Linked DNA regions of Mus musculus: region 2 is linked to region 1. The links are chromatin contacts, found by Hi-C or POLR2A ChIA-PET in ENCODE. All regions are on one chromosome and are shown on one strand. The core of a region is the stretch at or near the end of the contact, and the rest is flanking DNA. Distances in the headings are between cores, read along the strand shown.

Region 1 (6,404 bases), core at 2,407-4,906:
CTTGGTCTCAGTGGTGGCTATTTTTGGTTGTCAACTTGACTACATCTGGAATTAACTAAAGCCCCCAAGTAGAGGGCATACTTGTGAGAGAGCTTTGCTTAATCCAAAGTGGAAAGATCTACTTCTGATCTGAATCTCTGAGGCAGGAAGACTTTTAATCCAGGTCTTTGGAACTAGGGTAACCCGACCTCTAATCTGGGCCACACCTACGGAAAGCCTATATAAAGATATGGAGGAAGATGGCTTGGCTCTCTGCCTGCTTGCCATTGACTTGCTAGCAAGTCCATTCCTTCATTGATTGGCATCAGAGCCTGCTTCTGCAGGATTCCAGTGTGTCCTGAATCAGCTGAGACATCCAGCTTTGTGGACTGAGCAACTACTGGATTCTTGGACTTTCTGGTCATAGCCAGCCATTGTTAGATTAACTGGAAGAGATGGAGAGGGAGAGCGAGAGAGGAGAGAGAAATGAGAGAGAGTGTGAGAGAGAACCCTAATACAGTCTCTACAGCAGAGGCGAGAAGTGGGAACACTGGGTGACAGGGTCATGGGGGGATTGGTCTAATAGGCCGTGAGTTACGGAGGAAGGGTTCACCTGCTTGAAGGGCAGTTGAAGGAAGTTCTAAATCTCAGTTCTCACCACTCCATCTTTGACTCTACTATGTTGCTTCTTGTACTGGGGTGGAAACTGAAACCCAGGGAGGACCGAGGTCTCCCGAGAAGCTGCTTAGGGAGTCTGAGGTTCACCCCCACACAGCTGCTCTCATGGACTTTCTGTCCCTCTCTGGTGGCTCATGAAGGGCCTCCACCACCAGCTGCAATCCCAGTCTACTTCTTGCAGGCTAAGTGATCCTGGACAAGGCACCCAGTCTCTCTGTGTCTCTGCTGGTCTATAAGGTGATGGATGGGTTTGTCATTGTTTGTTTGTTCGTTCGTTCGTTTGTTTCTGAGACAGGATTTCTCTGTGTAGCCTTGGCTGTCCTAGAATTTGCTCTGTAAACTGGGCTGGCCTCAAACTCAAGACATCCATCTGCCTCTACCTACCAAGGGTTGGGATTAAAGGTGTGTGCCACCGCCGCCCAGCCTATAAGATGATGTTAATAGTTCCCACCTAGGCAGGCAGTGGGCAGCTATAGTAACAGCTGAAGGTGTTTCTACCTCCCACTTTCGTAACATGATGCATACCCCACCTCCCACACATCCCTGGGCCTGTTTCTGACATCCCTGGCAAACTTCTGTTTGAACCTGCAGGCTCAGGGGCTTTTCCTGTTGCTGAGGAGCCCTCCCTGCCCCTACAATCACCTCCCTGCCCTCCAACTTCCCTGAGAATAGAGGACCTGCATCTCCAGATCCAGGGACAGAGATCATCCTGGGACTCAGAGAAAGAGTGGAGCTGCCATAGGTAGAAGCCTTCTAGGGCTACACCCCTCTCTCTCCCCACCACCACATTCAGAGCCTTCACACCTAAGAGAGGGTGACCCTCACAGCTGTTTTGGGCCAGGGTAGGGCCTAAGATGTTCAAGCTGGGCCAGCTAGTCAGCATGTCCCCTAGGATCTGTTGAGAACCTGATCATGACCCTGCTTGATCCAAGCATAGGCAGGTGGTTGTGCCTTCCAGGCACCAGGGGCTTGGGGTCCTTGACTCTGGAGTATCCTGATGAACCCTCCTTTGCCCTGGCCTCCATGACAGCCTGATTGACGACTGCAGCCCTTGCAATCCCTCTCCTGGCCCTAGGTCAGGTCTGTTCAGCAGTTCAGACTCTACAGCCTTCCAACCTCTGCCTTAAGCCCTTCCTGTGGCCACCCAGGCGACCTCAGTCCTCGCTCCTGCATGCCCCAGCCCTCGCTTGGCTAGCACCCAGGCATCACGATATGCTTTTCTCTCTTCCCCTGTGTCTTCCTCCTGTCTCTGGTTGGGGGTGTGCCAGGCAGGAAAGCCAGCAGAGTGGTTAGGGATGGGGACCCGGAACAGGTGTTGCCACCTCCAGCACAACAGAGGAAGCTGGAGGTGGCAGCAGCTTTGGAAACAAGCAGAAAAAAAAAAAAAAAAAAAAAAAAAAAAAAAAAAAAAAACCAAAGAGGAAATACCCTTTGGGCTCCCCCTGTACCTCCTTCCTTTTCACCCAGCCACACAGCACAACTTCCACCTGCTGACTGAGCTCCACCCTGGCCCAGCACCCCCATGGCTTTCTGCTCCCTTGTCTCAGTGCCTGTCCTCTGTACTAAAGGGCCAGGGGTCATTGCTTTCCTTGCCTCGTTCTGGCTTCCTCCCTTTTTCCACTTTCCCCCGAAAATTCCAAAAGTCATTGCCCTTGTCTATACAGCCAACTCCCATGGATCCCTCAGCATCTCACTCATTGCCACCTTTTCTGAGAGGCACCCTGATGCTGCCTGCCTTTCTACATATACTTTCTGTGCCTTGTGTATCCCACTATTCTGATCCCCTGTCCCTGTGTCTGGCTCCCTGAAACCAGATCAATGACCCAGATGCCATTTAAAGAATATCCAGTTGGTGTTCAAGGATCGTTTAGCTGTCCAGACATTCTGAGAGCAATACTGGATGCCATCTGTAAAGAGCCTGACCTACGTCCCAGACCTAAGATATCTGGGCCAAACTAGACTTCTAGCCTATCCAAGTCCCAGACCAGTCAGCCAGTGCCCATCTTCTTGGGGTGTATTGTACCCCAAGCAGCTTGGCTCTGGCAAGGCAAGGTGGGGTCGCATCGCCTCCAGGTGGATGGTGGCAGTGGTGACTACTCACGGGTGTGGCTTTACACGGATGTAGTTCTTGGGAACAAAACCCTCCGCTCCTCGGAGCTCAGCTTTGTACCAGTTCTGGTCATCTTCCATGTTCAGGATCTGTAGGAAGGAACAATATGTCTTGTCTACTCAGCCACCTGCTGAGGCCCTGCTGTCTGCAGAAGCTGCCAGGCCGCTGTCCCAGAGGACAGAGCCCTGGATGGGGACCTATGGCATCTCACAGGCCAAGCCTGCATACTGGCAGGTGGACATCTACACCTTCCATCCAGACCCCCAGGGGCCTCGGGGAAAGGAAGTAGACTTGTGTTCCTTGGTTTCTGACTGAGCTATGTTTGCAGGAACACAGAGTAGCCAATCAATGACCACTGAGATATGACATGAAGGCCCCCAGATGAGTCAGAGAGCTCCAATGGGTCACATATATTTGGTGTTTGGGATGACAGTGAGGATTAGAATAGGGGGACAAACAAAAGATCCTATGTTCTGATGAGGCCAGTTCTGAGAGTCCCAGTTCCCAGATACTTAGGCCCCACAGATACCCTCCAAGTCTGTGGCCCTGTCACCCCAGGTGAACTAGCTGGAACTAGGTTGAGAGTCACTGGGTGAACCACTGAAGGGTGGAAAGCAGGAGGGGACAGCACCCTCCATGTCATGGGTACGTTTGCGCTGTGTCACCTCAGTTCTCAAACAAGCTGAAGAAACTGCCATCACCAAGTGCTGTTTCCCAGCCAGGCTTAGAGAAGGAGTGAACCTGGCCAGGGCAGCACAGCATACACAGCCCCTATAGTTGGTATAGAGCATTGGCAATGCTGGCCTTAGGGGCCATGGCCCACTGGCTCTCACCCCACTGAACTCCTGCCTTGTCCCTGGCACCAAGCCTGAGGCCCTTCTCTACTTAGGAGCAGGCTGCAGAGCTGGCTCCCCTCTGCACCAGGGCAATAGAAACAGGGAAATTGATATATCTGCATGTCTGATCTGCAAGTGAAAAGCAGCTAAAAGGCTTGTGCCTCAGTCCAGTCCTGAGCCCCCACCCTGGGGGAGGAACTGAAGCCTGGCTGAGCCCTTCCTTCCTTCCTGGCCTGAAGAAGGTCAGCAGTGCTGGGCAGACAGAAGCGGGTAGTTGAACAGATGGAAGCGGGTAGCTGGCTCAGAACCACTTTCACTCTAAATGAAACAATTTCCCCAATGTGGCCACAGCTTGAGAAGGAAATTCTAGCCAGTGCTTTTGAGCTCTGGCTACTTCTGTTGTCTCTAGGGATTTGGCTCCAGCACTAGCTGGAGCCCTGCACTTGCTCCAGACATTAGCTTATCTGTTAATGGGCATAGCTGTGACCAACCACACAGTTTCTCATGCTATAATTCCTATGTGGCCACTGTACCCTTAACTCCAGCCATGTACTGTTCTGCATCCATCCATCTCTTTGTGCAGACCAAGGATGCTTCTATGCTTACCTTGCTGAATTCTTATTGCTGATGGAGCCCTGGACCTTTGGAGCTGTGGGACCTCCTTCCCCAGAGAACACCCTTCAGGTTAGTACTGAATCCTAGGTCAAGCTCAGAGCCTGTCTGTCCCACCACTGGCCCTGACTGCTGCTGGCTTTTCTACTGCCCCCAGAGGCAGTCACTGACAGCTTGCTTGAGCACCTACTGGGTACAGACAACAAAAGGAGTCCTGAAGGTGCTATGAATGCTAGGAGCCTGTCCCCAGGGATGCCTTAAAGAAGGTGAGAGACAAACAGCAGCTTCATGCAGCAAAGAGTGTCAGGGAGCCACTGCCTGGACAAGGAGCTGCCAGAGGGGCACACAGAGTGCTCAAGAAAAGCATGTGCGCGCACACACACATATGTGGGAGATGCCCCGATTTATAAGAAAGGACCAGCTAGTTTGGTGGCCCATGCCTGTCTCCCCAGCCCTTAGAAAGCTGGAGCAGGAGGATTTTTGAGTTCCAGGTCTGTTTGGACTACATGGTTAGACTTGTTTGTGGTTCTCCATCCTTCACCGGCAAAAGGAAAAGAAAAGGAATTCAATGATGAAAAGATAGGGGGACAGTTTCCAAGGTAGAGGGAATAGGGGGACAGCCAGGGCAGAAGCCCAACTTTGGCTCCTTGAAAAGAGGCCACGGGTCTGAGGAGAAGTGCACTAGCTACATGGCCATAGGGGAAGGGCAGGGCAGGGAGAGATGCTCAGATTCCAGACAGGAGTCCAGAGCTGGAAGGTTTCAGGGGCAGGCGGCTAGGGTGCATGGTACCATCAGCTTCCCAGGGAGATATCAGTCTGAGTCCCCGGGGCAAGCTAATCATGGAGAGAGAGAGAGAGAGAGAGAGAGAGAGAGAGAGAGAGAGAGAGAGAGAGAGAGAGAGAGAGAGAGAGAGCCATGTGTGTGTGTGTGAGAGAGAGCTGTGTGTGTGTGTGTATGCGTGTGTGTGTGTGTGTGTGTGTGTGTGTGTGAGAGAGAGAGAGCTGTGTGTATGCGTGTGTGTGTGTGTGTGTGTGTGTGTGAGAGAGAGAGAGAGAGAGAGAGGGAGAGAGAGAGAGCATGCTTATTCTCTAGCTAACAGTGGCTTCTGTCTACCTAGAAGGACCTGCCTGCCAAAGAGGGCCTTCATCCCTGTTAAGAGTCACTCAGGGCCACATGTCCTGAGAAAGCCTATGGCCTAGGGGGTTTCCACCTATGTTTTCTGAGCAGCACCTAGAGAGGAAGTTGTGTGCCACCTGCAAACTGGCATCACTTGGTGTGACATAGTTACACCCACCAGAGCCCACCAGGGGAGGGACTGGACACCAGCACACAGTGTAGCCCTGGCCAGAGAGGAAGGAGCCCATACACAGGGCTCTAACGTTTCTAAGCTACCGACAGCAGGGAGAGACTGTAGTGAGGTAGAGAAGCACTCTGGGGTCAAATTCAAAACGATGCTAAAAAAAAAAAAAGTCTCAGAATGAAGATACTGAGTAATATTTAACACAATATGTTAACAAATTGAAATGCATAGGAAGTGTGGATGGGTGGTGATCAGTACTAATATATCAAACCAGTTCACCGGGACCATGGCTAGCAGCTGGCTGCTGGCTGCAACAGTGAGGATGTCCCCTTTTATCTGTGCAGTTTTTCTGCCAGTCTGAAACAGGTCTAAAGCCAGTTACAGTCAACACAGAAAGGTTTACAGGAGCAGCCAGTGCAAGGACCGTGAAGTGAGACCTAGAGGGAAAGTATTTGCCCAAGATGCACAAGGTCCTGAGTTCATTCCTAACACTGCAAGAAAAAAGGGCAGGGCTTCAGTGCATGCACCTCTATTCTAGCACCAAGGAGGTGAGGCGGGAGGATCACTGCAGGTTTGCAGGTCTGGGCTACGTAGTGAATTCAAGGCCAGCCTGGACTTCACAAGGAGACCTTGTCTCAAAAACAAGAAAGAGGGCCAGGGAGATGGCTCAGTAGATAAAAGCACTTGATGGCCTGGGTTTGATCCCTGGGACACACACACACACTAATAAGTCTAATTTTACACACACACACACACACACACACACACACACACACACACACACACAAAGAACATGCAAATAAACAAAGAGAATGTGATTTTGCACTTGGACAGCCTTAGCAAGTCCTCATGGGCTTCGGCCCCACCTCCACCCAGCCCTCCCTCGGA
Region 2 (6,404 bases), core at 1,307-3,806, 61 kb before region 1:
AAAGCTGTAGCTGCTTCCAGCTTGGAGGAAACTGACTAGGACACCCTCCTCATTCACGTTAGGTGAGGCCCTGTTGAGAAGGAGCCTGGTTAACAAGGTCAAAATTCCCAGCCCCTCTCTGAGATGACTCAGAAGAAGCTGCTCTCTGGTCTGGACTCTCTAATGGAGCTGCTCTTCCTTGTCACCTCCCTCCCACGTGAATATGCTCCCCTCTGCGGTGCGTTCCAGAAGTCACTCCTGGCCTGCCACAGCCTTTGACCTGGTTATGTTTGTCAATTTCACGCTTGGTGGGTACCAGTCCTCTGTGCCAGTTACACATTTGTCTTGCTCGGGTCCCAACCCCCACACAGATGACTGACTCATCCAGAAAGTGGTTCTCATGAGTAAGGGGAATTTCTCTTTGGATGGATGGATGGATGGATGGATGGATGGATGGATGGATGGATGGTTCTATAGTTTGAACACATCCCCAAACCTCATTTATTGGGAACTAAAACTACAGAGTCAGGTGGAGACGTTAAGAAGTGATTAGGGTAAGATTACCTGGTCAACAGCTTGTATAGCTCAAGGGGGGGGTCTGTTTTCAAAGGCTGGCTATAATCTCTTGGATGCGTGCCTCTCTTCCCTGCTTCTGGAGTCTTAGGGTTGCCCACTCTATATGTGTCCCTCTGACCAGTTCCCAGAGCAATGCAGCATCTTTATTCTTCACAAACTTCCTCATCTGTGGTATTCAGTTATCGTGACAGAAAATGGACTGAGAGGCAGATAGCTCCTCAACAAGGAAGGGAAGTCCTCATCTTTCTTGGGCTGAGTTGACCAGAAGGGCTGTGTCCTTTTTCATGTGTGTAAATGTGGGTATGGCTGGGCACAGGGGCAGAGGTGTCATTTCTCCTGTGCTTGAATTCTTCAGTGAAGAACAAGCAAATCCATTTTCTTTTGAAAATTGTCTTTGATTAGAGACAGGCAAGGCTGTCTGCCAGTACCTTCCATCCTGCCGAGGAGGGGTGCCAATGGTTATTGGTTCAGCCACTCATAGTGATGAGACAGACTCAGTGATTTAGTCCCTGTTTGACCAAAGCAACTCTTCTACAGGAAGACATTTAACCGGGGCTTGCTACAGTTTCAGAGGGTCAGAACCATTATCATCATGTCAGGGAATAAGGCAGCAAGCATGGCACTGGAGCAGCAATTGAGAGCTACATCCTGATCCAAAAGGAGAAGGAGAAGAGACTGGGCCTAGCATGGGCTTTTGAAATCTCAGCGATATATTTCCCCTGATAAGACCACACCTAATCCTTTTAATCTTTTCAAATAATTCCATTCCTTAGTGACTGAACATTCGGATATATGAGCCTATGGGGGGGCATTCTTATTCAAACCACCACACTCAATAAATCTGTATGTTACCCTATGGATCTTTCAGATTGGGGAAAGTAGGTATTTGGGTCACAGATACTGCAGGCAATCGCTTGCACTGAGGTCAGCTTGCAGTAGAGTGGAGACAGAGCCATTTAAGCCTGCTGAATCCTGTGTTCAGTGGAAACTCAGATTTCCTGTCTTGATCTTGTCCTACACAGAAGAGTTGACCTTTAGTCTCTGCTCAGTAGTTTAGTTGCTAAGTAGCAGGCTAGGTGAGACTGAATGCCGTGTGAGCAGATGCTCACTCATTAACACTTTTGGAAGGGTTTCGTGTAAAGTTAAACTCCAAACACTCCACAGAGCACGAGCCAAGCTACTGAGCAGAGCATGATGCAGCTGCTGAGCACTAATGTCCCTGGTGCCTGGGTGGCAGGCCTTGGTGGAATTTCAGTGAAACCAGAGCCACCACTGCCATCATACTGAGAGCCAGGTCTACATCTACAGAGGACTTAGCTCTACCCTTGAATGGGTGGGGACAGACAACTTAGCCTTCAGCCTCTGTTCCTTGACTAGACTAAGATATCACCTACACTGTGTGGTGAGTTTGCTTGTGACATAGGAGTAGCTACAGGATGGGAAGAAGTCCTTGGTATTTGACAGGTACTGACCCAGGCTGGGTAAATGGATGGCCGAGTGGTAGGGTCAGGTCTGTCTTGCTTTCTAGAACAGTAGAGATAATGGCGACAGGACTTAGGGCCTGGCATAGGGACTCTCCTGGCATTGCCAGGAGCCACCATCTTGAGTTTAGATCAGCCTGCTGACTCCAGAAGCAAGCCTGTCCCTCAGGGAGATGTCTTTAGAGGTAAGGCAGCCATTCTACTGCTCCACGCTCAAGTAAACGAAGTCTAGGTGACGCTAAATGGGGCATTGGCATCTCACTCAGAGCTGTGCCCTTCCTTTTCCAACCCACTCAGAGTTTAAGAAGGTTCCTTTCCTCTGCCTGCACTCCTCCCAGAGTACCCGAGTCCCTGCCCTCTGGGATTCACCTACCCCTGCAGAGCAAAAGGAGACCTATCTGTGCTTTGAAGCATTCCCCAGGCACGAGGCCACACTGTGGGCTGCAGATGTCATTTCTCACTTGGTTTAATGATCAATTAATTCCGTTCAGAAAGCCCTTCATCACCTCACTTCTCCTCAGTCCCTGGGCTCGGCACGGCGCTTGCTGCAGGATGGCTGGCAATTCCACTGGGGATGCCCATGTTCCAGGATCCCAGCTGAGTGTCACGGACATTATTGTCATCTCTGTCTATTTTGCCTTGAATGTGGCCGTGGGCATATGGGTAAGAACCTGCAGTGGCCCACTGGGCTCTCGGGCATAACTGGGGCCAGCACATTCCTGGGTATCTGTATGGGTCTTATTTGGTGGTCTGCTGCCTGAACACTAGAATTATGGTGATTCCCTAGCTGTGCCCAGAATCCAGAAAGGGGGAGGGGGGTGTTCAGGGCTTGGAAGCTGCTGATCGTCCTGCCCTGCTCAGTAACTGCTGAACTCAGCTTCTCTCTGGAGAACACAGACGGGCTATTCGAGCCAGCAGAAGATCCACTGACAGCAGACACCTGCTGTGTAGTTGTCAGGCCCTCCCCTGTGTCCCATCTACCCCACACCCAACCTCTGGGAAGGCCAGGCTTGCATTACCAAGGGGACTTACCCAGGGGTCCACAGACTGGAAATGTGCCCCCCTTGCTGTCATTTCAATGCCAATCTTTTGGGTGCTCCTAAGTGGGAGGCAGTGCAGCAATCCAGCCTCATCCACCTCACGGGGCCATGTTTAGGACAGTTCCCTGCCTCGGCCTTGGAAGCCTGACGTTCTCCGTAGGAGACCCGCTATCCCTTTCTTTCCTCCTATAAGTCCTGTTCCAAGACAAGAGCCTGGGGAATGGGAGAGCAGACATGTTCACTCAGTATTGTAGGGTAGGGACGGCACCTACTTCACAGGGTGAGGTCTACCAAAGAGACCTGGTGAAGACAGGACCCTGCTGCCACCGTTGGATCTATAGAAATGGTCGTACCAGTAGGACTGTAGTGGCTAGTGATATGGACATAGTGTTGATGCTGCTGCTGTTGCTGCTGCTGGTGGTGGTAGTGGTGGTGGTGGTGGTGGCAGATAAACGACTTATGGCCATCATCAGAGCTAGGTTCTCCTCTTACCCCAGCTCTGCTCCTTTTTTTTTTTTTTTTTGGTTTGGTTTTATTTTAATTTTCATATGAGTGGATGTTGCTTGCGTCTGCGTGTATGTCTGTGCACCATGTGCATACCTGCTTGATGTCCAAAGAGGCCAGAAGAGTGTCAGATCCTCCGGAACTGGTGTTATAGATGCTCGTGAGCCAATACATAGATGCTAGGGATTGAATCCAGATCTTTGGATCGAGCAGTCAATGCTCTTAACCACTGAACCCCATGGTGTGTGCGTGTGCGCGTGTGTGTGTGTGGTGTGAATGCATGTGCGTGCAGTGTGTGTGGTACATGAGTGTGTTTGTGTGTGGTATGTGTGGAGTGGTGTGTGTGGTGTAGTATGTGGTATATGTGGAGTGCTGTGTGTGTGTGTGTGTGTGTGTGTGTGTGTTTGTGTGTGTGTGTGTGTGTGTATTTTACAAAGTGATATTTAACAGCCCTGTCTTTGATGGCATTTACCAACCACATGCTATAACCCTCTGTCACATTTTACTAATTCTCATAATACTTCTAATTTTCTTATCAATAATATACTATCTGTAACCTTCTATATTATCAATATACTAAATTATATGGACAGGCCATGTCCATATATGACAGGGAGCTTGTGTTCCCTCTGTCCACTGCAGGGACGTTCCTGGTGCCTCTCCTCCTGTCAGGCCTCCCTATTTCCTGAGACACAGGGCTGAAATGAGGCTGATTAGTAGCCCACCATGGCCTGTTAGTGTTCCAGAGAACACAAGAGCTGCCAATTTCTTGCTCCGAATCAAAGGCTAGAAATGATTAAGCTCCGTGGGGAAAACTATAGACACAAGGAACTGCTCCTGACTGAGAGTCGATGTGACTCTAGTGAGCTGAGGCATGCAGGGAAAGCAGTCTCTTTCTGGCGAGATCAAACTCATCCAGCCTTGCCTTGAGCCAGCAAAGCCCACCTCCTGCAGAGCCTCCTGCAGCCCCTAGCAGTTGCCCTCAGCAGCCTTCTAGGGACAGGCTGGAAGATAGCTTGGTAGGTAAAGAACATGAGGACCTGGGTTCAAACACCCAGAACCCGGCCTGGCAGTGGTGGTGCACACCTTTGAGATCAGCACTCTGGAAACAGAGGCAGGCAGATCTCTTGAGTTCAAGGCCAGCTTGGTCTACAGAGTGAGTTCCAGGACATCCAGGGCTACCCAGAGAAACTCTGAGTCAAAAACAAAACAAAACAAACAAACAACAAAAAACAGAACCTGTTCAACCCATGTACCCATGAGACCAGTGCTTCCATGGCAAGGAAATGGGAGGCAAGTAGGAGAATTCCAGAAGTCCACAGGCCTGCCAGTTACTGGTGTGTGCAATGCTGAACAGCAAGAGATCCTGTCTCAGACAAAGTGGGAGATGAGAACTGACACCAGGCCTTGTCCTCTGACCTACACACACGCACATGCACACACACACACACACACACACACACACACACACACACACACACATTAAAAAAATGAGAGGCATGTGACCAGGAAGATGCAGCAGCAGATCTGAATGGTGAGTTTGGACTACATGTTCCAAGTAATGATAACTGTACGGGATTCTGATGCTGAAGGATTGATGCAAGGTGGACCTGTTAAAGAAACAAGGGACAAAGAGGACTGTTTTAGAGTACACTCGGTCCTATCAGGCCAGGCTGAGTCAAAATGGTGTCAATCATAGGGCTAGAAAGAAGGCCCAGTGGGTAAGAGCACTGGCTGCTCTTCCATGAGACCTGGGTTCAACTCCCAGCCACATGGTGGATGACAACCGTCTACAGCTCCAGTTCCAGAGGACCTGACACCATCTTCTGGGTTCTGATGGCCCCAGACAGGAACATGGTGCAAGACACACATACAGGCAAAAAACACCTACACACATAAAATAACAATAGCAATTCTAAAAAGCAAAGTGGAGACAGTCACACTGACGTTCCACTTCCCCAGTGTGAAAACAGCTTCTTCCATGACGCTCCAAAGTATCAGAAGGAAGAGGCTCTGCTGCCTGTGAAATAGGCCAGTTTCCATCTGAATGGTAGATACAGTTTCCCCTGCTTTGTCCCTTGCACCAAAAACGTAAAGGATCCCAAGGTTCCTGCTCCTGCCCTGCCTTGAAAGGACAGTCACCCTGGAGTTGACAACTTAGAGGTTTTGTTGCCTTTTTTGTTGCTGTTGTTGTTGTTGTTGTTGTTTGTTTTTGTTTTTAGCCATCTGTAAAACCAACCCCTCTTGCTTGACCAATAGGAATTCTGCCTTAGGAAAGCAATACAGCCCAACTCTGAAACAGGAAATAAACTGGAGGCAGGTTAACTGTATATTTTCCTGGCTGAATAATATTCCATTGTGTGGATATGCCTGTTTTGTTTCTTCATCAGTTGCTGGACTTTGAGTTGTTACTACTTTGGGCTATTTTGGAAAATGCTATTTGTGAATATTCTCTCTCTCTCTCTCTCTCTCTGTGTGTGTGTGTGTGTGTGTGTGTGTGTGTGTGTGTGTGTGTGTGTTCATGTTTTCTCTTTGCGGGTCACATGCATTGCAATGCTCAGAGTACACAGGGACTGTCAGGCATTTGCCAGAGGCAGAAGCATCTTCCATTCAATGCACTTCCTGCCTTTTTCTTTTTCTGCAGTCGGCTTGTCGAGCCAACAAGAACACAGTGAGCGGCTACTTCCTGGCGGGCCGGGACATGGCTTGGTGGCCGGTGAGTTCACCCACCTTCTAGCCTCTCCTTTGTCCACAGGCTGACTTCATCAGGATCTGTATCCCTGAGGACTCTTTATGTCCCCCCAAGGTCTCTTTATGTGCTTCA

What was found. Hi-C counts contacts between places; a loop is a spot of excess contacts on that map. ChIA-PET counts read pairs that join two places held with the same protein, here RNA polymerase II (POLR2A).
Region 2: a map of mouse trophoblast stem cell shows a loop between it and region 1 (2.3-fold over the local background). The contact joins the promoter of Slc5a10 here to the enhancer-like site in region 1. A Hi-C loop is called at or near these places in 26 of 37 maps with a recorded cell type or tissue (CH12.LX, Patski, T-helper 1 cell and 7 more). POLR2A ChIA-PET finds 5 or more read pairs at or near these places in 4 of 5 experiments (Patski and embryonic stem cell).

What each region holds. Positions count from the first base shown.
Region 1 is chr11:61,656,674-61,663,077 of GRCm38, reverse strand. It overlaps Grap (GRB2-related adaptor protein), which reads right to left. Exons shown (of 5, transcript NM_027817.3): 2 at 2,759-2,856. Among named protein-coding and RNA genes, the nearest start is that of Grap, 6.6 kb to the right of the region's middle. Within about 2 kb of position 3,656, at least 1 of the 3 ENCODE cell types and tissues checked has a DNase peak (open chromatin) inside an H3K27ac peak, as active enhancers do; it is gastrocnemius, where a contact is called at or near this core.
Region 2 is chr11:61,716,137-61,722,540 of GRCm38, reverse strand. Slc5a10 (solute carrier family 5 (sodium/glucose cotransporter), member 10) reads left to right here and starts at 2,556. Exons shown (of 15, transcript NM_001382268.1): 1 at 2,556-2,699; 2 at 6,225-6,296. The coding sequence starts at 2,589.